Linked DNA regions of Homo sapiens: region 1 is linked to region 2. Evidence: read pairs that join two places in POLR2A ChIA-PET (ENCODE). Cell type or tissue: OCI-LY7. All regions are shown on one strand. Each heading gives the region's core, and the rest is flanking DNA. Links, peaks and the distances in the headings are about the cores only. Region 1 overlaps PRUNE2 (prune homolog 2 with BCH domain). Region 2 has its middle 8.9 kb from the start of RFK.

Region 1 (12,027 bases), core at 1,461-9,460, 310 kb after region 2:
GGACAAACTCCTCATCATGTTCCACAAGGCTATCTTTGCCAGCCCCTGACAAAAGTGAACTGGATGAATAATTAGACATGTTGGTTCCCATGCCATCAAGTCCTTCAGGCCCAGCGGGGAGCTGTCCTTCTGACAGGTCACTGTTGGGGAAGAAGTCATCTGCTGGGGAGTAGTCTGCAGAATGAGAAGATTGCTGGGACTGCCCAGAAGCCATGGGTGCTGGGTCAAAATTGAAGAGGTCGAAGTGCTCACCGTGTTCTCCAGACCATGCATGTTCCTCCGCCACCGCCCCTTCAGGGATGGGGCTGTAGGAGTCAAGCCCTGGGAGAAGGGTGTGGTGAGGCCCAGCACCTTCTCCCACGGGGCTGTCGTCACTGAGGAAAACAGAGCTCTCCTTGGATGAGCGGCTGCTCCTAATGGTAGCCAGTCCGCTGTCTGGGCTAACAAGGTCTACATTGGCATCCACCTGAGCCTGGTTAGAATCATTGAGATCTGGAGGGTTCTCTATGAAATTCACAGAGCTGGGTTGTGGCTCTATGTCAGAACCATACAATTCCATAATCCCAGAAGACCCCTGGGAGAGGGGGGCACTGCCTGCCACGGCTTCTGTTGAGGATGTCCGGCTATTGGAGACCATCTCTGGACACCTCCTGTTGATGACTTCCTTGACAACGAGAACCACCTGATCACAAGTCACTGAAGGGTCCTCTTGTTGGTACACCAGGATCTCATCACAGCCACAGTCAAAGGGCTCCAGTTCTAGGCAAGGGTTCTGACACTCTTCCAGCTCACAGCAAATCTGTCGGAAGGCACAGGAATTTGTGTCAGCACTCAAGCACTGTTGCACTTTGCAATTGCACTTTGCAATTTATCTCGCTTAATTTTTAAATATAAAATTAATCTGTGTTCATCTGTCTGAAAAAGAAGATCTCAAACTTAGAAAGTTCTGATTACTGTACCACCAACCCTTTCTCCAATTCTATCCAACTGTCTCTCTGTTTAATTCAAAATCCAGGTGCTCGATTTTGAAGGCTCCTGAACGTTTGGGTAAAGGAGTTTAAACCACCTATTCTTTCCTAACTGTAATATAATACCATCTTCCAATAGCAATGTAATTCGAGTTGCAAAAAAGCAGAGATAATGCATGTTGCTGACAACTATAGGAAAAGTGTTGGAATAAGGGGACAATATCAGGAGACAGGCTGTTGTTTGGGAGGGGGCAGCCAGGGCTGCTTGAACCTCTGATAGCTTCAGAATGCAAAAGAGAGAGTAGGAAAGACAAAGATGCTCCCGCAGTCTGATCTTTCCGAACAGCACTCAGGACCCCTCAGTCCCTTTCACCCCAGGTAACGGAGGCATGGAGCCCAAAACAGGCAAAGCTAACCTGGGAGGCAAGGGGACACTGACGGATGGTCAGTGTGAGGCCAGAACTGGGTTACGGCTTTCTGATTTTTAAGGAATGTCAGGAGTATTTTGTTGTGCTGGGCCTTTGAAATGGCCCCACGGGATTAGTAGAGATAAAATTAATAATAATAATAACAACCACCACTACCACCATGGAGCTCACATAGATACTACTACTACTACTAATTAACATTTATTGAGTGCTTTCATGTGCCAGGCATGGTTCTAAGGGTTTTATGATCATTATCTCTTTTAATCACCACAGTAATTCCACAAGGTAGGAACTCTTTTTATTCCTATTTTACCCATGAAGAAATGAAGATACAGGAAGATTAAATAACTTGTCCAGCAACACACAGCTAACAAGTGCTGGAGCCTGAGTTCTGTACCCAGGCAACCTAGCTGCAAAGGCTGACTCGGCCAGTGGTGTGACCACACAGGCCAAGAGGAACTCGCTAGGCCAGAGCCAGGACTCTGTTGCTTAAGATTCCAGCGATCCACCTCTGGCTATTGCTAGGATGGGGAGGGTGGGTGGGGAGAAGAGAGGAGGACTGGGGTCAACTCAAGAGCTTTTAACTCCTTCATCTGCTCTTCTACTTTTGTCTGTTTCCAATGAACCAATTTTCACATTGGTTTGAAAAAGGGGTCTACTGCTAAAAGTGATGTGAAAGCCGCCATGTTGTAGGCTTCCAAGGCCTAAATCCCGTCCCTGGGAAGCCAGTGACCAAAGATGAAATTTAGCTTTGAAACCAAATGCAGAGGAAAGTGATGAAAAAACCACAGGCTGGTGATGCAGGTCAGAGGAGGAGATGCTCTTTCACATTCGGACTTGAGAGAGCCCGAGAGTACCCATAGGCATGGGTCAAGAGAGCTACAGTGGAGCTCTTGGGGGACAGAAAGGAGGATGTAGAAAAGAAAGGGGCAGAGACTGTGCCTCTAGCCACCCATGGATACATAAGGCATTGAATCCATTAGTGAAGAGAAATAAGTAATGAAGCATCTGGGGCCCCGTGTGGCTCCTATTATAATGAATCATGTATGTTCTCATATTAGTTATTAAGTACACCTGGCTTGGTATATCCGATGGCCTATTTTGATTAATTTATCTAATTCTTTTTTTTTTTTATTTCCTAGGCCTTGGGTTAAAAGACTCAGCTATCAACCTGGAGGATAACTGATTACCTAGTCAGAGTTCTGGTACCTGGAGACAAACTAACTTTGATTAAAGCATCAGATCACCAGGTCTTAAACACTGGGCACCAAACCGGTCCTGGGACAGGGGCTAAACCTTGTCAGTTATGATCAGGGAGCAGTCCTAGAAGAAAATAGCACCCAAAGGAGAACTTGCTCTTTTGGGAATGAGAAAGAGCTAATGTTTTGCACTATGGATTCAGTCAAGAAGAGAAATGCTTTTGGGGCTTTCTTAAAAGGCCAAATGTAAAAAGTACCCCCATCATTTCCTAAAACTCAAACCTCTAGGACTCTACCTCTTGGGCTAATTGCTCATGAGCCACCAATCTGTTCTGTCTTGCACTGTGTGTTCTGAGAGCCAGCAGGTTAGGACAGAGGGAACATGACGGGGTCAGAGGAGGGGCTCACCTGACTGCACAGCTCCATGTTTTCTGAGTACACAGCAATCTGTCGTCTCGGCTGCTGCTCCTCTGACAGATAGCTGGAGAACAGGATGAGGACATCAAAACCAAACTTGTCTGTAAATGCTTTCAAGTCACTGGTAATATTGCTGTGAAATAGACAATTCTGAAACGACAACAGGAAATTTGATATTAATGTCAAACTGCCCAGCTGCGGGGAGTTGTTCCACAAATTTGTCCAGTCTTATGATGTATTTAGGAGAGATATTTATTATTTAAGGCAAGTGAAATACAGTTTGCTTTGAGAAGGAGTGGAAACTTTCATGCTATGGCTTAAAATACACTTTGCTTGTTTGTTTTCCCAAACCATGTAAGAAAGGAGTTTTTGCCATTATTAATAATAGTTTAGACAAAGAACAGATATCCTAAACATTTTTTTCTAAAATATTTATTCAGATGCTTAATTTGCAAATCCTATTTTCCCTCTTGTCGCTTATAGGATCTATATACGAATGTCTGCTATTGTTACAATTTATCACAATAAGAATAGGAGGAAGTTATTTCTTCCTGTATTTTTTTTCTAATGATTATTATTAACTCCAAGGAGAAATTCCTACGAATCAACATAGCTGAGTTTACTGGGTGATCTTTATTCCAGTGTAGAATTCTGGGAGATTTTTAAAAGAGCTGTGATGTCAGATTTGCTTGTTCTATGTGGCAGCTGTGGAGGAATGAATAATTGCAGAAAGGGATCCCAATACCTCAGATTACCCAGATGTGGCTCATATCATTTGCAAAAATGTTCTGGCTGCTTCAAGTTTTATTTACTGTATGTATGTACTTATTTATTTATTTTTGAGACAGGGTCTCACACTGTCACCCAGGCTGGAGTGCTGTGGCGTTATCTCGGCTCACTGCAACCTATGCCTCCTGGGCTCAAGCAATCCTCCCAGTTCAGCCTCCCAAGTAGCTGGGGCTACAGGTGTGTATCACCATGCCCAGCTAATTTATTGTATTTTTTTGTAGGCGTCAGGTTCTGCCATTTTGCCCAGGCTGGTCTCGAACTCCTGGGCTCAACTGATCCACCCACTTCATCCTTGCAAAGTGCTGGGCTTACAGGCGTAAGACCGCACCCGGTCCGGTCTTTGAGTTTTATTAACTACAATGAGAGCCACTTTCTCTGTGTGGGTGTCTCTCTTCCTTAAAGAAGTACAGTGAAGAACATATGCTAGCCCCTAACATAATGCCTGGCATATACTAGTTGTTCAAGAAATGTTTGTCGGATGACTGGAGAGACAGGTACACAAAATCAACCTGTGCTCCATCATCCATAATCTTCTATCATAGTCCACATATATATCTATCCTAGCACATATATGATCATACCACATAATTCATCAACTGACAGTCTATTGTGTCACTCAACAAAAAACACCATGATGTGCACTCAAGGGATTTAAAAGATTCTGTTCATTTTTTCTGATTATAATAGCAATCAGAATTATGCCTGTCATGGGTAAGATACTAAAACAACACAGAAATGTGTACCACAGAAAGTGGAAGTGCCACACACATCTCCTAGGACAGCCACTGTGAAGATGTGAACGATGCCGTGCAGAGAGTTGCAGATTTCCCCATACCCACATTAATGTCTATGTGGTCATTCTTTGAAACTCGTGGATTGGGTATTTGTGGCTTAGACTATTTACCAGCCACTTCAAAAAGCCATCATACCCGTACTCTGTAATTCTGCTGAGTTGAATCTCAAGGTCTGTGAGGCTCTGAAGAGGGCACACAAGACCCTGGGTAGGTAGGCAGGCAGGCCCCGCCCATCACGGGCTTCCATGTTTCGAGGAGGCTTTGCTGTCTACTCCAAGGCAGCCACTCTCATCTGGCATCTTACTGGGCCACTTTCCCTTTTTTGGTTGCAAGGAATTGCACATACGAATCCACAAAGGTCTCAGGATCTATTCTCATGCTGATGAACATCAAGGATCTATTGTAATGACATTTATGATCATATAAGTCATATGCGTTTGGAACATATGCTTTTGGAAGTGTGTGTTCCAAAGTGTGTACTGTCAGCTTTCATGCTTTTTATTTATTTTCCAAATGGCCTAATAACAATCTTTAAGTAGATGTTTAAAAAATTAATTCATCCACAATAGAAAGACATTAAATATTTAAAAGGAGATTTTTTAAATAATCAAAACTCATATACAATGTGTGTTCAACAGATAAAATTATTTCAAACCATCATTGAGGGTGAATCAAGAACCTCATTGCTAAACTTGTAGCAACTATGAACTGTAAAAAAAGATATAGCCCTGAAAAAAATAAAAAGAGACTACAACTAACTACAACTTATTTCCAGTAACTGAAGGCTTCAGCACAATAAGCCTTACAGTTTTCCTTTCTAAGTATTTTTCGTTATGTATATAAAGGCCTCCAAATACATTTATAAACCCTTGAAAGAAGACACACATTTCTAAGAGATTTTTACATATAACAAAATTCTCACTACACTCCTGGCCGGGTCACTGAAACAAGAGGGGGCAGGTTTTATTTGTATCTGAGCATAAGATTAAGAATCAGTAGAATCAACACTGTTCAAAGCCACACTTGTGGAAAGTTTCCTATTCAAAAATGCCGGCTGATCTCCAAACTGTTTTAATTCTTCTGTGTTAAACTGATGGCTCTAGGACCTCGATGGACTCAAGTCCAAAAGCATTGGCAACACCAGGCATCTTGTTGGAAATGCAGAGTCTCCGGCAAAACACTAGACCTATTGAAGCAGGATCTGCATTTTCCAACAATCCTAGGAATTGGAATGCACGTTGAAATCTGAAAAGCACTACTCCAGAGAGGGATTTATTAGTTGATATATTTTCCTACAAACCAGTCCTTTGGACTCTCTCAGCACTGTCACAGGACTTGTACTGACTCACACTGCCAGCTCTTTGTTCCTATGGCAACCTCATCATAAAAGTCCCCTTAGGGTGTGCGTTTCTGGGCCGATTTGCTACAGGTTCTCATTTAGCAGGTTGGGCACTGGATCAAGACTATATTTTCTTTTTCTTTATTTTTTTTTCAGAATGGTATAGGTATGTTTATTTTTAATTTAATTTAATTTTTAAAATTTTGTTTTAAGTCCTGGGATACATGTGCAGAATGCGCAGGTTTGTTACATAGGTATATGTGTGCCATGGTGGTTTGCTGCACCTATTGACCCATCATCTAGATTCCCTCCCCTCGCCCCCCAACCCCCCAACAGGCCCCAGTGTGTGCTGTTCCCCTCCCTGTGTCCATGTGTTCTCATTGTTCAACTCCCACTTATGAGTGAGAATATGCAGTGTTTGGTTTTCTGTTCCCATGTTAGTTTGTTGAGGATGGTGGCTTCCAGCTTCATCCATGTCCCTGCAAAGGACATGACCTCATCCTTTTTTATGGCTGCAGAGACTGTATTTTCATCATGTCCCTCAAGTGCTCTAGCTCAGTTTTCCCCTGGGTGACCCCAAATTCCACAGGACCAAATGAAGCACTGATAAATCAAAAAACTATTTGAATCACCTAGGCAAGTTAGAGAAACAAAATACATTTTACAATAACCCTAAAACAGATTCTCATCAGCTCTCCAAGCCAGATTCGATCTTACTGGCCTTGGGATAATGTCAAGAGTTTCATGTTTAAAACAGAATTAAACAAGGGAATGAGTGAGAATCTTCAGGATTCCAGGAGGCAGAGCGTGTTTGTTCTGCTTTTATGCCGGTGCTGTTTGCATAGGGGATAATTTATTATTGTCTTCTAGCTACGCAGGGAGTCATGTGCTGCGGTGGCTCTTATGTTGCTGACAAGCTAGGCTGGCCCTGAATAAACAGCACTTCATCATCAACACAACCCAACTGTAGATACAGGTTGGCATTTTATTCCCCCCATCTGCCTTCTACCTGATAAATTACTGTTTTAGTTACATGTATACAAATACTATTTGTTAATCTGCTCAAATGTCTCCAAAATGTTCCCCCCACTTAAATTAAAATTATATACGTGCATACATATATATCTCCCATTCAATTTACTAAGGATTTAGACAATAAAAGCACTTCCTGTTGAACTTACCACCCCCCCCACCAGCCACACACACCTTCTGCATTTGTGACCCCAGCCTATAACTGCTGCATGGAATTTAGGAAGTTACTTTATGAATCATTGCAACTGGGAATTGGCTGGCAAAATCTCATACTAATGCCAGCAGTTAGGGAGAATGGCAATTGCTCCCTGTCACAGCCCTTTGTCACTCGTGATTCCGAAGGGTCGATGACTAAACATTTTTAGAGGTCACGTGTCTTGTTGTCTGAGTAATTTCTAGTTTGGGAATGAGTGGGAAAGCCTGGAAACGTGGGGAGAAAAAGCCTTTGTTATTTCCTGGTCAAAAAAGCTAAGGTGTAGGTCCCAAGAATCCTAAAAGAAGTTGATGCTCATTATAACCCAGAGGAGGAAAACAGAAATAATACAGCTGTACCTGAACTAATATCAAAACCAAGATAGTGATAGTGATGGTGCCCCATAGATTACTCCATTCACAGCTGAAAGTGCAGATGCAGTGAAACCTTTCATTCTCACAATATCCTATTTTACGTTTTTCATTGCTCAGAAAAAGGCAGTCTTTATGCTGTCTGCTGGTAGCTTCAGTGCATCGTGTGAAACAAAAGTGATGTAAAGAATGTCTTGTAAACATTTCAGTAGATATCCTTGAGAGACAGAAACCCTCTTCTTGCATCACTCACACATGCTCACCTTCTGTTGTCTTCTCAGTCCCCCTGGTGGGGGATCTGGCTCCGTCATTTCACTGAAACTCTCTTCTCAAAAGTACCAAGCACTCCGAGGTTGCCAAATCCAAAGATAACATTCCATTTCTTACCCTACTTGATTCTCTACAGTATTCCATGAGATTGACCCTCCCTCTGTTTTGAAACACTTAATTCCTTCACCTTCCTGACACCACACACCTTGTTTTTCTCCGGATTCACCGACTGCCCTTCAGTTGCCTTTGCTGGTTGCTCTTCCTTATTAAGCCTCCAAATATTCACACCCAACTTTGTTTCCTGTCCCCTTTCTCTTCTCTCTTTCCACTTTCTCCTTGATGATCTTACCCAGCCACATGGCTTTAAAACCATTTGTCTGCCACTGATGACAGAATCTACATGCACATGAGATCTGCATGTAGCTGTTTAATAAGTATCTCAAGTAAAATATGGCCCACCGCCTCCTCAGTTGTGTCTGTCCTATTAAATGGCACCACCGTCTACCCAGTTATTCGAACCCAACATCTAGGAATTATCCTTGATTGTTTTTTTCCTCATCTCTCACGTAATTCACCAGCAAATCCTATTAACATTGCCTTTAAAATATATCTGTAGTCTAAACACGTCTCTAATATCTCTTCATCTCCATTGCTGTCCTAGCCACAGCCACCATCATCTCTTGCCAGAACTTTAGCAGCAGCATCACAGCTGGTCTCTCAGTAATGTAGTCTCCACATAGCATCAAGGGGCAGCTTTATTTTATTTTTTTTCCACCCCTTCCCCAAGAGGCAGCTTTTAAAAATATAAATTGAATAATGACACTCTCCTGCTTAAAGCCTACTGAAAGTTTCCCAATGCAATTATTATTATTACTTTTTTTTTTAGCTAGGAGGAAAAGGTTTAATGTCCTCAAGAATAAGAGTTAATATAAATCAATGAAAAAAGGATATATACCAATGGAAAAACTGTTACAAAACATAAAAGACAATTCACAACTGGAATTCAAATGGATAATAAATAGATCTGAACTCATTAATCAAAGAAATCCTTTAATAACACAAATTTTCTTCTTTTCTTATTATTGGTAAATATTTCCAAATGGGCACTATCAAACTTTTTTTTAGAAATATATTCTTTTTTTTAGGCCGAGCATGGTGGCTCACATCTGTAATCCTAGCACTTTGGGAGGCCAGGGCAGAAGAATCACTTAACTTAGGAGTTTGAGACCAGCCTGGGCAACATAGTGAGAGCTCCTCTCTAAAAGAAAAAAAAGATTAAAAAAATATATGTTCCTTTTTTTTTTCAGAGTTGGGGTCTTACTCTGTCACCCAGGCTGGAGTGCAATGGTATGATCATGAGTCACTGCAGACTCAACCTCCTAGGCTCAAGCTGTTCTCCCACTCAGCCTCCCTAGTAGCCGGGAATACAGGCGTGCACCACCATGCCCAGCTAATTTTTTTATTTTTTGTAGAGACAGGGTCTCACTATGTTGCCCAGGCTGGTCCTGAACTCCTGACTTCAAATGATCCTCCCACCTTGGCCTCTCAAAGTGCTGGGATTAGAGGCATAAGCCACCATGTCCAGCCTAGAAATATATCCTAACGAAATAATCATATATGTACACAAAGATTTGTGGACAAAGCTGTTAACTGGATTATTACTTTAATAACTAAAACTTACAAACAATCTAAATGTCCAACACTAGAGCAATGGTTAAGTAAATCATAGAATGGTCACACAAAGGATTGTTAAACTGCTATTAAAAGTTATGCTATCAAAGAATACTTAATGACACAGGAAAACACTCATGATACAGTGTTAACTGGAAGATAATTTTTATAACCACATAAAAGTAGAATGTCATTTCTAGACGTATTCAAATAATACGTATTGAATTCTAATATACAATGGACATTAAGATTCACTGATATTTATTAAAGTTGTCATAATTTAGCCAAATTGCTATTCTGAAACCTTATTGTGTCTCTCCATTATTTTAGGGAGCTCATGCCAAGGTAGTAAAGACCTACGAGTCAGCCAAACATGAGGTTAACCCTCGCTGTGACACTCACTAGCTGGGTGACTCAAATCAGTTACTTCATTTTCATGAGCCTTAGTTTCCTCATCTGTAAACCCTCACCTCATAGGACTGTTGTGAGAACTAAAAGCATATATAAAAGACTGGTCAAGTGCCTGACATATAGTAGACAATAAATATTAAGCCTCTTTCCTTTCCTGTTTTTTTATTATTATTTTTTAGGTTATTCTCAGGATTTATGGGATTAAATCTGATTCATAGAAAGTACTTTTGCAAGATTCTGTCTGTGGGGACTGGTTATGACAATTTTTGCCTTATGTTCTCCATAATATATGTGAACTTTCAAATAATAATCACACACATCTTTAAGTCATTTAAGTGATTTACATGTAAAATTCTTAGATGTGAGATGATGGAGGAAGTTGCACAAAGTTAAATATGAAGTAAACTCATATAAAAATGATGTAAGGTTTGGGAGGCTGAGGCGGGCGGATCACAAGATCAGGAGATCGAGACCACGGTGAAACCCCATCTCCACTAAAAATACAAAAAATTAGCCAGGCGTGGTGACCGGCGCGTGTAGTCCCAGCTACTCGGAGAGGCTGAGGCAGGAGAAGGGCATAAACCCAGGAGGCGGAGCTTGCAGTGAGCCGAGATCGCACCACTGCACTCCAGCCTGGGCAACAGAGCGAGACTCCGTCTAAAAGATGTAAGGTATAAAACCTACTGATAGGTCAGTGTTTATCTCATTATCAAATTTTCTATCCTTAATTCCAAGTTAGACTCAGTGAATGAGCTTCTGTCTGCCACTATGCAAACAACAGCTTTTAAAGCATTAAAAAAATGTATAGTGATTTTTCCTTCAGCTAAATCACAATGAATAGTCTTTTTCATCATTTCCACCGTTTCACCTCCAAGGGCCAAATGACCTTCAGTGAATTTTACTCCTGGTGCTAATACTTCCCACATAGGTCAAGCATTCTGGACTATACCTATTATAGTGTTGTCTTCCTCACAAATTACAGATGAAATATATTGAGTAAGACTTTTATTAAGAATAAATTACTTTCTAATGTCAGGAACAAGCAATTCCCAGATTTGTTATTTCTGGGTTTTTTTGTTTGTTTGTTTGTTTTTGCAGGAAATGGAAAAATCAAGTGAGTATATGTCACTTGTAGTAAAATGCTTGCAGATAAAAATAATTACCAAGATTAAAACACCAGTGTGTACGGCTGCATTTTTGGGAACAGTGAGTCTTACAAACACAGTGTGACAATTCCTAACTACCTTGCAAGCACAGTGGCCAGCCTGGACTGCTGAGTTACTGAAATTTAAGAGTACAGTTTGACATTTACAGTCTGCATGGATTTATTTCTAGAATGAGGGCTATTTTTTAAAATCGAGATATAAGAAAAATGCTGAGGTATGTACACAAATGTTCTAACTTGAAGGGATTATGATTTATGCAACCAAAATTCCATTGTAATATTTAAAACATTCAGCAATAATAAAGTCTGATAATTTTGACAGGAAAATGATTTATGAGAACACCACATGCATAAATTAAGAGATTTTATTTATTTTGTTTTTTGTACACTCTTTAATTGGTAAGCAAAGATATTTTCCATGTTTTTTCCAGATGTCATTTATTTATACTCTATTGTTCTTTTTTATTTTTGAGACAGAGTCTCTCTTCATTGCCCAGGCTGGAGTGCAGTGGTGTGATCTCGGCTCACTGCAACCACTACCTCCCAGGTTCAAACAATTCTCATGCCTCAGTCTCCTGAGTAGCTGGGATTACAGGCGTGTGCCACCACACCCTGCTATTTTTTTTTTTTTTTTTGTATTTTTAGTAGAGACAGTGTTTCACCATGTTGGCCAGGCTGGTCTTGAACTCCTGACCTCAAGTGATCCTCCTGTCTCAGCCTCCCAAAGTGCTAGAATTACAGGTGTGAGCCACCGCGCCCAGCCTACACTCTATTGTTCTTGTTTTTATGAGGCAGCCAAAGCATCATAGTAGTAAAAATTCACTGGGTCTATTAAAACTATATTAGACATCACATTTTGAAAAGAAAGTTAGACAGTACATATTATCATTCTTTATAGCTAAAAAGAGAGCCCTTTTGTGAAAATATTTTGTGAAAATTAAAACTACTACAATATGTACATGAATATGTAACACATATAA
Region 2 (12,027 bases), core at 2,514-10,513:
ATTTAAAAAAAAAAAGGAGAGTCTTGTAGAATGTTTAAGATGGAGCAGTCAGGCTCCAATCTTTAAAACTACCATTTACATGTCAAGTCATATGGGTAATTACTGTGTTATCAGCATAGGATATAGAAGAAAGAATTTTTTTTTTTTTTTTTGAACCAGAGTCTCACTCTGTCACTCAGGTTGGAGTGCAGTGGCGCAATCTCGGCTCACTGCAACCTCCACCTCCCGGGCTCAAGTGATTCTCCTGCCTCAGCCTCCCGAGTAGCTGGGACTACAGGTTTATGCCACCACGCCCGGCTAATTTTTGCATTTTTAATAGAGACAGGGTTTCATCATGTTGGCCAGGCTGTTCTGGAACTCCTGGCTTCAAGTGATCCACCTTCCTCGGCCTCCCAAGAAGGAAGAATTCTGATCATTTTCCACCACCGCTCAATAGCGTTCAATGGCTCCTCCCCTCTGACTGAAGAATAAACCCTCCAAGAGTTGTACTTCTAAGAACTCCCATCAAGTACTCAATCTGTTGATCAAAGCAGACCCCTCCACCTTGCTTCAGAGGCCAAAGCATATGCTTCAAATAATTCAATAATTATTCTGTAGGCTATAGGATTTATAATTTTTCTTCTTCATTTGACTCCAAAAATATGCTACCTAGCATTCTCAGTAAATCTAGAGTTGAGAGTCTATGTGTCTTTGCCAAACTTACTGCTTTTAACCAAGGAAGTATTCTAAAACGTGTTTTTTATTTCCCCCTCTGAACTGCACTTGCACATCCTTTCAGCTGCCTGTAGGGAAAGAGTCCACTTCTCTGGTTTAATTTGTCTCTGTAGAAAGAAGGATCACAAATAAGACTAAAGAGAAAGTAGAACTGGCAGCTTGTGAGGGAAAAGAAGGCTTATTCTAAGTAAGCAATGAAAAATGAATCTGAAGAATTCTTAAAATTCAGCAATAAGAAAATAAGCAACTCAATTAAAAAATGAGCAAAAGATCTGAATAAGCATATGAAAAGATGTTCAACATCATATATCGTGAGGGAAATACAAATTAAAACAACAATGAGATACTACTATATACCAATTAGAATGGCCAAAATTCAGAACACTGACAACACCAAATGCTGGCAACCATGTAGAGCAACAGGAACTTTCATTCATTGTTGGTGGGAATACAAAATGGTACAGCCCCTTGGAAGATAATATGGCAGTTTCTTATAAAACTAAACGTACTTTTACTATGTTATCCAGAAATTGTGCTCACTTATATTTAATCAAATGAGGTGAAAACTTTTATCCACACAAAAACCTATTTGTTTTTGCTTTCCGCGCTACCTACAGAGGGGCCCATACGGCGTTGTTCTGGATTCCCGTCGTAACTTAAAGGGAAACTTTCACAATGTCCGGAGCCCTTGATGTCCTGCAAATGAAGGAGGAGGATGTCCTTAAGTTCCTTGCAGCAGGAACCCACTTAGGTGGCACCAATCTTGACTTCCAGATGGAACAGTACATCTGTAAAAGGAAAAGTAATGGCATCTATATCATAAATCTGAAGAGGACCTGGGAGAAGCTTCTGCTGGCAGCTAGTGCTATTGTTGCCATTGAAAACCCTGCTGATGTCAGTGTTATATCCTCCAGGAATACTGGCCAGAGGGCTGTGCTGAAGTTTGCTGCTGCCACTGGAGCCACTCCAATTGCTGGCCACTTCACTCCTGGAACCTTCACTAACCAGATCCAGGCAGCCTTCCGGGAGCCATGGCTTCTTGTGGTTACTGACCCCAGGGCTGACCACCAGCCTCTCACGGAGGCATCTTATGTTAACCTACCTACCATTGCTCTGTGTAACACAGATTCTCCTATGCGCTATGTGGACATTGCCATCCCATGCAACAACAAGGGAGCTCACTCAGTGGGTTTGATGTGGTAGATGCTGGCTCGGGAAGTTCTGCGCATGTGTAGCACGATTTCCTATGACCACCCGTGGGAGGTCATGCCTGATCTCTACTTCTACAGAGATCCTGAAGATATTGAAAAAGAAGAGCAGGCTGCTGCTGAAAAGGCAGTGACCAAGGAGGAATTTCAGGGTGAATGGACTGCTCCAGCTCCTGAGTTCACTGCTACTCAGCCTGAGGTTGCAGACTGGTCTGAAGGTGTACAGGTGCCCTCTGTGCCTATTCAGCAGTTCCCTACTGAAGACTGGAGCGCTCAGCCTGCCACGGAAGACTGGTCTGCAGCTCCCACTGCTCAGGCCACTGAATGGGTAGGAGCAACCACTGACTGGTCTTAAGCTGTTCTTGCATAGGCTCTTAAGCAACATGGAAAAATGGTTGATGGAAAATAAACATCAGTTTCTTAAAAAAAAAAAAACCTATTTGTTTTTACCCCAATCCATTTTTACCCCTACTCCCACTGAATGCAAATGGAATGGATGAATGGATGTTTTATTTCTATTTTATTTTATTTTTATTTTGTTTCACATGGATGTTTATAGCAGCTTTATTCAGAATTGCCAAAACGTGGAAGCAACTGAGATGTCCTTCAATAGGTGGGATAAACAAGCTGTTGTATATCCATATAATGCCATACTATTCTGTGCTAAAAAGAAATGAGCTATCAAGCCACAAAAAGACCTAGAGGAAACTTAACTGCATATTACTAAGTGAAAGAAGCCAGTCTGAAAAGGCTACATAACACATGATTCCAATTATATTACATTCTGAATAAAACTATGGAGACAGTAAACAGATCAGTGGTTACCAGGGTTTGGGGAAGTTGGAGGTCGGAGGGAGGGATGAATGTGAAGCACAGGGGATTTTTAGGGCAGTGAAACTATTCTGTATGATACTGTCCTCATGAATATATGACATTATGCATGTATCAAAACCCATAGAACTATACAGCAACAGCAGCTGCCAACCTAAAACTGCTCTAAAAAGTAGAGTCTATTAGTTTTTGAATAATTAATCTAAAAATTTCTGACTTGGAGTCTGACATCAACGTTCACACCTTCCACACCTAAATAGTTACCAAGTCTCTCCCAATCCATTTTTACCCCTCCTCCCACTGAATGCAAGCCATGACCCCTTACCTGCACAGGTGTAGCCAACTCTATTCTCCCAGCCTTAGATTTGACACTAGTCTCTCTCTACTGCTTTTTCGTGCTGCTATAACCTTTCAAATGCCAATCTGATCAAATCACACTAAAAGTCATGTTCTGCTTCCCTCTGTCTTAGGATCAGTCTAAACTAAACCATTGTTCACAGATTCTCCCTATCACACTCCTCAGCTCCTGCCTCTACATTCTCTACCCAGAAGCCCTAGGGAACTTTACCAATTCCTCTAACTCACTCTTTGGACTTCATATAAACAGGCTTCCTAGCATGAGACAATGCTACCAGTAGGCCAGAGAGCAAGGGAACCCTGTGAGTCAGGTATGCTTGACAATGCCTTCCAGAGAGGTGGGACTTGAGCTGGAGCCTTGGGGCATGTGTGAATCGACTAAACAGAGAAGAGGAAAGAAAAATGTCTAGCTAGGGAGAGTTCCTGTGATCATATTTCCAAGAAAGGGATGTGCAGTAAACAAGCCAGAACTACTAAGCTCTACTGAGAGGTGATAGAGCTTAGTAGTAGGTAAGGGGGACTCTGGCTCTTACACCAGTTTCCTGTCTGTGAGAAAATAATCACCATAGCACCTCATAAAGCATTTGAAAGATTTAAGACTTAATGCATGTGAAGTAACTAAATCAGTGTGTAATGTGTAGTAAGCCTTCTGTATTGGCTGTTATGATGATGATTACCTGTTGGTCTGCTATAGAAAATTCATTATAACTGGACTACAGTCCAAATAAGCTGGCTGAGTGTAAGTGTCTTCAGAATTCTACCTTGGAAAACAGACATGTAAAATTCTACATAAAAGCCCAATATAGAAAATAAATAATGTTTTATTTATTTATGTATTTACATATTTATTTTAGAGATGGGATCTCGCTATGTTGCCCAGGCTAGAGTGCAGTGGCTATTCACAGGCAAGCTCATAGCACACTATAGCCTCGAAATCCTGGAATTAAGCCATCTGCCTGCCTTGGCCTCCTGCATAACTGGAACTACAGGTGTACACCACCATGCCATAAAAACAAGTGTTATTTTATAACCACAAATGTATTTGTGGTTCAAACTCATAAAATTTACTTCATGTAGTACAAATTTACTCAATAAGAACACATTAATGAAGTTTACAGTGTAAAGAAAGAAAACTAATTTTTTTCCTCACCCCTAATGCGTTGTTAGAAGGGACCCCCTGTAACAAAAAACAGATTATCAAAGCAAGAGCAAACATGTTTATTATCATGTATATTTTATATGTATATGGGAGATGCCCAGGGAATGAATAATTCTCAAAGAGGTGACTCAGACCTCTAGCTTATATAAACTTCAATAAAGAACATTAAGGACCAGCACAGTGACTCACTGCTATAATCCCAGCACTTTGGGAGGCTGAGGCCAGAGGATCCCTTGAGCCCAGGAGGTTGTGGCTGCAGTGAGCCATGATCATGCCACTGCACTCCAGCCTGGGTGACAGAGCAAGACCCTGTCTCAAACAAACAAACAAAAAACACACTACATTTCTAAAGAAAGGACAAGACAGAGGAAAAGAACTTTGAATCTCTGGAGGTGGCAAATTGTGGGAAGGCAAAATAATGATAGATGAAGTCCACTTAGCAAAGCTTATTAACGTAGATTCCTCTTGTGCCATCTCCAGCCAGATGAGGGCTACAGTTGTCTTCAGTGGTTAACTTTTGTCCTTCCGGGTACAGAGGGAAGAAGGGCACCTTTGTCTTTGTAAATCTGTGTCCTGCCACTAGGTAAACAGAGGAGAGGCAGAGAGCTTTCCTGTATCTGCTTCCTCCCACTTGCTCTTAGCTTAAAAATTTTTTTGTCAAAGAGGCATATTTTTTGGTTAACACATCCAGTTTTCCTTCAACACTCTCAACTACATCCGAATTTGCTTCCTATCACTGTTTGTACTGTTGTATCATATTAAATTCAGAAAACATATTTTAAAATAACATTTTGAAAACTAAATTCATAAAAGACATTTTTAAATGAAATGTGCTTTGAATATTTAGAACCTTTTGAAGCACACAAATTGTAAATTACTCATCTGGTCTAACATTGTTATTTTGCACCAAAAAAAAGCAGACTGAGAGCCTACGACCTACTAAACCCAAAAGAAAACAGAGAGTCTACAAAATGCTGAGAAGCTGTCCATCCGTTTGACAATGGACCTAAGATCACCTTTTCTGAAAGAGTTAAGTGATCTCCAGGTCTGTCTGCTATATGCAGCTGCCTCATAATAACCCATAATGAAATGTTTATTTGGCTGATTTTTTTTTTTTTTGAGACAGTGTCTCACTCTGTTGCCCAGGCTGGAGTACAATGGCATGATCTCGGCTCACTACAACCTCCACCTCCTGGGTTCAAGTGATTCTCCTGCCTCAGCCTCCTGAGTAGCTGGCATTACAGGCACGCGCCACCACGCCCGGCTGATTTTTGTGTTTTTAGTAGAGACGGGGTTTCACCCTGTTGGCCAGGTTGGTCTCAAACTCCTGACCTTGTGATCTGCCTGCCTCGGCCTCCCAGAGTGCTGGGATTACATGCATGAGCCACCGTGCCCAGCCCTGATTGTTTAATAAATACACCGCACATATGGAAATGGAAGGTTGTCAGTAGTACTAATAAACAATTCTTATACCTATATGGAATGTAAACCAAATTTTGTCAACTTCTACCCACATGAGACACTAAAAATATCTCTGGAAAATTAGATTCTAATGTCAGGTCAGGCCTGAAAACCAAGAGCTTACCTACAATATCAAATGTTTTAGAAAAAGGTATTCCTTCCTTCATCCATTCATTCACTGGCTGCTTTAATAGGGTCCACTCCAAATCAAGGGTGTGATGATTACTAATTTTTAAAAATCGATACTCCACAAATATTTGAGTACCTACTGTTCCTTGTGTATTTCCTGTATGGCTTTTTGATTTTTGTTTTTTGTTTTTGCATTGAGCAAAAATTGCTTGTATTACAGGGGAAAAACTATGCAAATGCAATGTTAAATTCTCACCACCAAAACCAAAAGCACTACAAGAATTTCATTCCTCATGCATCCACAAGATGGCATATTAAAATTTTGCTTTTTACTGACATGAACCTAGAACTGCGGTGACACATGAAATAAGAACTGCAAATGGAAAATGAAAGTTAGGGAATGAGGTTCATCAGGCCCTGTGCTAGACACGGGAGGATTCTGTACTCAGAAATGTTTGGCCTGCTCATTGCTTCATGTGCTTGGATCTGGTTCTTTGGTGAAGCATGGCTACTGCATTCTATCTTCTTCCTCAATCACAAAAGATAAAAAGACTGTCTTAATTTAGAAAGTTAATGCTTTTTGATGTTTCCTTTGAATATATGTTTCACTATAGAAGAAGAAAATGGAGAAAGAGAAAAAGGAGGAGAAGAGCACCTAGAATTATAGGCAGAAGAATTCAGACTTCTTTCCCATTAAAAAATTGTTTTTAATTATACATTTGGTGCAATGATGGTATAGGAGATAAAGATGCTAAAAATTTCTGAGACGAAGAAGAAGGAAAACTTTCTAGGACACTGGACTCTTTTCAGAATAATGAGTAAATATGTCTGAGATTCTGGAGATGAACTTTGACCTCTGTTCGGAGTAATTCCCCTTCTAAGGCAGGATTTACTGATAGTGAAATTAACCATTCTTTAGTGTCCATGACAGCCGTCTGTCTTATGTTCTCTCAAATTCATGATACCTTTGGAATGTGACCGTGATGGCAAAAATATAGGTGTTACCAACAGTAATTACATATAAAATTATTTCAGTTTGTCTTCAAAATTACTGGTGTTTCCCTCCTTTTTTCTCACAATGATGATATAAAATTTTAGGAATTTTTTTTAATTTTAGAATTTTTTTTCTGTCCAATATATAAAATAATACAGCTACTTAGAAAATTGGTCTAATCTGCTGATGTGTCAGCATGAACTATATATTTAGAAGATGAAAAATAAAAGTGTGTAGTGGGGTGGTGGTATAGATTGGAAAATTATTACCAGCTGAATAAAAAATAGTAGGCTAAATTAAAAATGCTCCCAAATATTTTTCACTCCTTTTATTGAGAGGGGAAGCCCATTTCCTCTCCCCACTAAAACTGACCTGGTTGTGAAATTTGACCAATAAAATCTGGCAGAAGTGATATCGTGTAACTTCAAAGGTGTGCTTACAGAGAACTGTAGCAACTCTGTGATAGGCTTTGAATGCTCTCTGTTAGAAGCTGGGCATGATATAAGTCCAGCTACCCTTCTAGAGAAAGAGATATATGAAGAGAGGCCTGAAGTATCCTGGACATTTCAGTCTCAAATGAGCTCCTGGAAGGAATACTGCTCAGGTGAGACCCAAGCAACCCAGAAAATAATTTGAAATAATAGATTATTTTAAGTCATCTTTTTTTTTTTTTTAAACAGAGTCTTGCTCTGTGGCCCAGGCTGGAGAGCAGTGGCGTGACCTCAGCTCACTGCAATCTCCACCTTCCAGGTTCAAGATTCTCCTGCCTCAGCCTCCCAAGTAGCTGGGATCACAGGCGTGTACACCACCATGCCTGGCTAATTTTTGTATCTTTTTCTAGAGATGGGGTTTTGCCATGTTGACCAGGCTGGTCTCAAACTCCTGGCCTCAGATGATCTGCCCGCCTCAGCCTCCCAAAGTGCTGGGATTACAGGCATGAGCCACCAGACCCAACCCAAGTCATCAAATTTTGAGGTGGTTTGTTCTACAAAAATAGCCAAACCAGCTAGTGAGCTCTGTTTTGCCAATACTTTTTTCCTTTAAGTAGACTTTTTTTAAAAAGCAGTTTTAGGTTCACAGAAAAATTGAGAAGTACAGAAAGTTCCCATATACTCCCTGACCTTCAACACACACACACACACACACACACACACAGGCTTCCTCACTATAGACATCCTGCACTAGGCACTAGAATGTACATGTTACAACTGATATATGTGCATTGATGTAATATCACCCCAAGTCTGTAATTTACATGAGAGTTCACTCTTGGAGTTATACATTCTATGGGTTTACACAAAGGAATACCGACTTGTATCCACCATTATCGTATCATACAGAGCATTTTCACTGTCATAAAAATCCTCTGTGCTTTACTTATTCATCCCTCCCTCACCCCTAATCCTTGACAACCACTGATCTTTTAACTGTCTTCATAGTTTTGCCTTTTCCACAGTGACACATAGTTGGAATTATAAAAGATGTAGCATTTTCAGACTGGCTTCTTTCACTTAAAAATATGCAGTTAAGTTTCCTCCACGTCTTCATGGCTTGATGGCTCATTTATTTTTAGCATAGAATAATATTCTATTGTCTGTGTGTATCATAGTTTATTTTCCTATTCTCCTATTGAAGGACGTCTTGATTGCTTCCAAGTTTTGGCAGTTCTGAATAAAGCTGCTCTAAACATCAATCTGCAGGTTTTTGTGTGAATATAGGTTTTCAATTAATTTGGGTAAATACCAAATAATACAATTGCTGGATCATGTGGTAAGAGTATGTTTAGTTTTATAGGAAACTGCCAAACTGTGTAACAAAATGACTATACCATTTTGCATTCCCACCAGCAATTAAGGAGAGCTCCTGTTGCTGCACATCCTTGCCAGCATTTGGTGTGGTCAGTGTTCTGGATTTGGGCCCTTCCAATAGGCCTAGAGTGGTAATTTGCATTTCTCTGATGACATATGATGTGGAACATCTTTTCATATGCTTATTTGCCATCTGTATATCATCTTTGGTGAAGTGTCTGTTCAGGTCTTTTGCTTATTTAAAAACATCAGACCAGATGCAGTGGCTCATCTCAGCACTTTGGGAGGCCAAGGTGGGAGGATTGCTCGAGCCCAGGAGTTCAAGACAGCCTGGGCAACATAGTGAGACCCTTTATCTACAAAAATATTTTAAAAATTAGCTGGGCATGGGTGATATGTGCCTGTAGTTCCAGCTACTTGGGAGGCTGAGGTAGAAAGATCACTTGAGCCTAGGAGATCAAGGCTACAGTGAGCCATGATTGTGCCACTGCACTCCAGCCTAAGCAACAGAGCAAGACCCTGTCTCAAAAAAAAAAAAAAAAAAGAAAGAAAGAAAAAAGAAAAATTGGCTAGGCGTGGTGGCTCACGGGTGTGGTGGCGTGCACCTGTAGTCCCAGCTACTCAGGAGGCTGAGGCAGGAGAATTGCTTGAACCCAGGAGGCGAAGGTTGCAGTGAGTCGAGATTGTGCCACTGCACTCCAGCCTGGGCAACAGAGCGAGACTCCATCTCAAAAAAGGAAAAAATCATCAGGTTGTTCACTTTCTTCTTGTAGAGTTTTAAGAGTTCTGGCCAGGCACAGTGGCTCATGACTGTAACCCCAGCATTCTGGGAGGCTGAGCCAGGTGAATCACTTGAAGCCAGGAGTTAGAGACCATCCTGACCAACATGGCAAAATCCAGTTTCTATTAAAAATACAATAATTAGCCGGGCATGGTGGCTCATGCCTGTAATTCCAGCTACTCAGGAGGCTGAGGTACCAGAATCATTTGAACCCCAGAGGCAGAGGTTGCAGTGAGCTGAGATTGTGCCATTGCACTTCAGCCTGGGCAGCAGAGAAAGACACCATCTCAAAAAATAAAATAAAAAGTCATTCCCATACACAAGGTCATCTAGATTTTCTCCTATGTTATCTTCTAGGAATTTTATAGTTTTGCATTTTACAAAATGATCCATTTTGAGTTAATTTTTTTTTTTTTAGCTTCTGGGTCAGTGTTCTCTATTGCCACACTACTGCACTGCATTTACACTTCAAATTTCTAAAATAGGATTTATATATTATAATAGAGTTATTTTTCTCATTTTGAACTAATTTTGGGCATGAGTATAAAGTCTATGTCTAGATTCTTTTTTTTTTCCTGCATGTAGATGTCCAGTTGTTCCAGCAGCATTTCTTGAACACTCTTGTCCATTTTCTCCTTTGCTCCTTTGTGAAACATAAATTCACTATATTTATTTGGCTCTATATCTGCCTCTCTGTTCTGTTCTATTGATCTATTTGTCCACTTTTTCATCAACACTACTATGTCTTGATTACTTTTAGTAAATCCTGTAGCTTTATAGTAAATCGTGAAGTCAGGTAGTGTCAGTCCTCTGACTAACACTCATGCATGATTATGTTGGCTATTCTGGGTCTTTTGTGTCTCCATATAAACTTTAGAATCAGTTTGTCAATATCACAAAATAACTTGCTGGGAATTTGGTTGGTATTCTGTTGAATCTATAGATCGCATTGAGAAGAACGGACATCTTAACAATATTGAATTGCCAATCCTTGAACATGGAATACTTCTTCATTTATTTAGTTCTTCTTTGATTTATTTCATCAGAGTTTTGTAGTTTTTCTCATATAGATCTTGTACATATTTTGTTAGATTCATACCTAAGTATTCCATATTTTGGGGTGTTAATATAAATGGTATTGATATTATGTTTTAAGTTTCTAATTCCACTGGTTAATTGCTGATATACCAGAAAGGAATCAAATTTTGTGTGTTAATCTTGTATCCTGCAACCTTGCTATACTTATTTATTAGTTCCAGGAATCTTTTGTTGTGGTGGTTTATTCTTATGGATTTTCTACGTAAATGTTCAGATCATCTGCAAACAAAGACAGCTTTACTTCTTCCTTCTCAATCTGCATACCTTTTATTTCTGTTTCTTTCCTTACTGCATTAGTTAGGACTTCCAAGTATGATTTTAAAAGGGAGTGGTAAGAGGGGAAATCTTTGACCTGCTCCTGCTCTGGGAAAGCTTCTAATTTTTCATCATTAGCTGTGGGGTGTTTTTGTAAATGTTCTTTATTCTATTGAAGAAGTTCCCTTTTATTCCTAATTTGCTGAGTTTTTGTCATGAATGGGTATTGGTTTTATCAAATAATTGTTCTGCACCTATTAATATGATCATGTTTTTTTCTTTTTTAGTCTGTTGAAATGATGAATTATTAATCATTAATTTTCAAACATTGAACCAGGCTTACATACCTGGAATAAATTTCCTTGGTCATGTATATAATTTTTTTTTCTTGCAGCCTCAGTTCAAAGGATCTTTTTACACATTGTTGGATTTAACTTGCTAATATTTTGTTCAGAATTTTTACATCTATATTCATGAGATACTGGTCTGTAGTTTTCTTGAAATATCTTTAGTTTTGGTATTAGGATAATGCTGGTCTCATAGAATGAGTTAGAAACCACTTCCTCCGCTTCTATTTTCTTTTCTTCTTCTTCTTTTTTTAGATGGAGTCTCACTCTGTCACCCAGGCTATAGTGTAGAGTGGCACAATCTTGGCTCACTGCAGCCTCTGCCTCCCAGGTTCAAGCAATTCTCCTGCCTCAGCCTCCCAAGTAGCTGGGATTACAGGAGTGTGCCATGACACCCAGCTAATTTTTGTAATTTTTAGTAGAGACGGGGTTTCACCATGTTAGCCAGGCTGGTCTTAAACTCCTGACCTGAAGTGATCCACGCACCTCAGCCTCCAAAAGTGCTGAGATTACAGGTGTGGGCCACCATGCCTGGCCTCTTTACTTCTATTTTCTGAAAGAGATTATAGAAAATTAGTATGATTTCTTTCTTAAATATTTAGAAGAATTCACTGGTGAATTTATCTGGGCCTGGTGTTTTTTGTTTTCGAAGGTTATAATTGTTCAATTTCTTTAATAAATATAGACTTATTCAGAATGTATATTTCTTCTGCATGAGTTTTGGCGAACGTGTCTTTAAGGAATTAGTCTATTTTACTTAAATTATAAGATTTGTAGACATAGAGAGTTTCATATTTCTTTATGATTCTTATAGTGCTCCCAGCATTTGTAGTGATGTCCCCTCTCTTATTTCTGATGTTATTAAGTTGTGTGTGTGTCTCTCTT

What was found. Peaks named below come from ENCODE experiments on the same cell type or tissue, not always from the same donor. Only the 100,000 strongest peaks of a DNase experiment are listed, where the experiment ranks them.
Region 1: POLR2A ChIA-PET joins it to region 2 with 9 read pairs; 4 of 35 experiments call an interaction of 5 or more read pairs at or near these places.

Annotation. Positions count from the first base shown.
Region 1 is chr9:76,710,560-76,722,586 of GRCh38, forward strand. It overlaps PRUNE2 (prune homolog 2 with BCH domain), which reads right to left. Exons shown (of 19, transcript NM_015225.3): 7 at 3,004-3,162; 8 at 1-799. Among named protein-coding and RNA genes, the nearest start is that of PCA3, 48 kb to the right of the region's middle. In OCI-LY7, for the core only: no CTCF peak of the experiment used is centred there; no DNase peak of the experiment used is centred there.
Region 2 is chr9:76,397,310-76,409,336 of GRCh38, forward strand. It overlaps a transcript of GCNT1 not described here and the pseudogene RPSAP9. Among named protein-coding and RNA genes, the nearest start is that of RFK, 8.9 kb to the left of the region's middle. RefSeq lists enhancers at 4,664-4,958, 11,423-11,472. In OCI-LY7, for the core only: CTCF peaks have their summits at 4,846, 6,175 and 6,378; DNase peaks (open chromatin) are centred at 4,802 and 6,172; H3K4me3 peaks cover 462 bases; H3K27ac peaks cover 1,475 bases.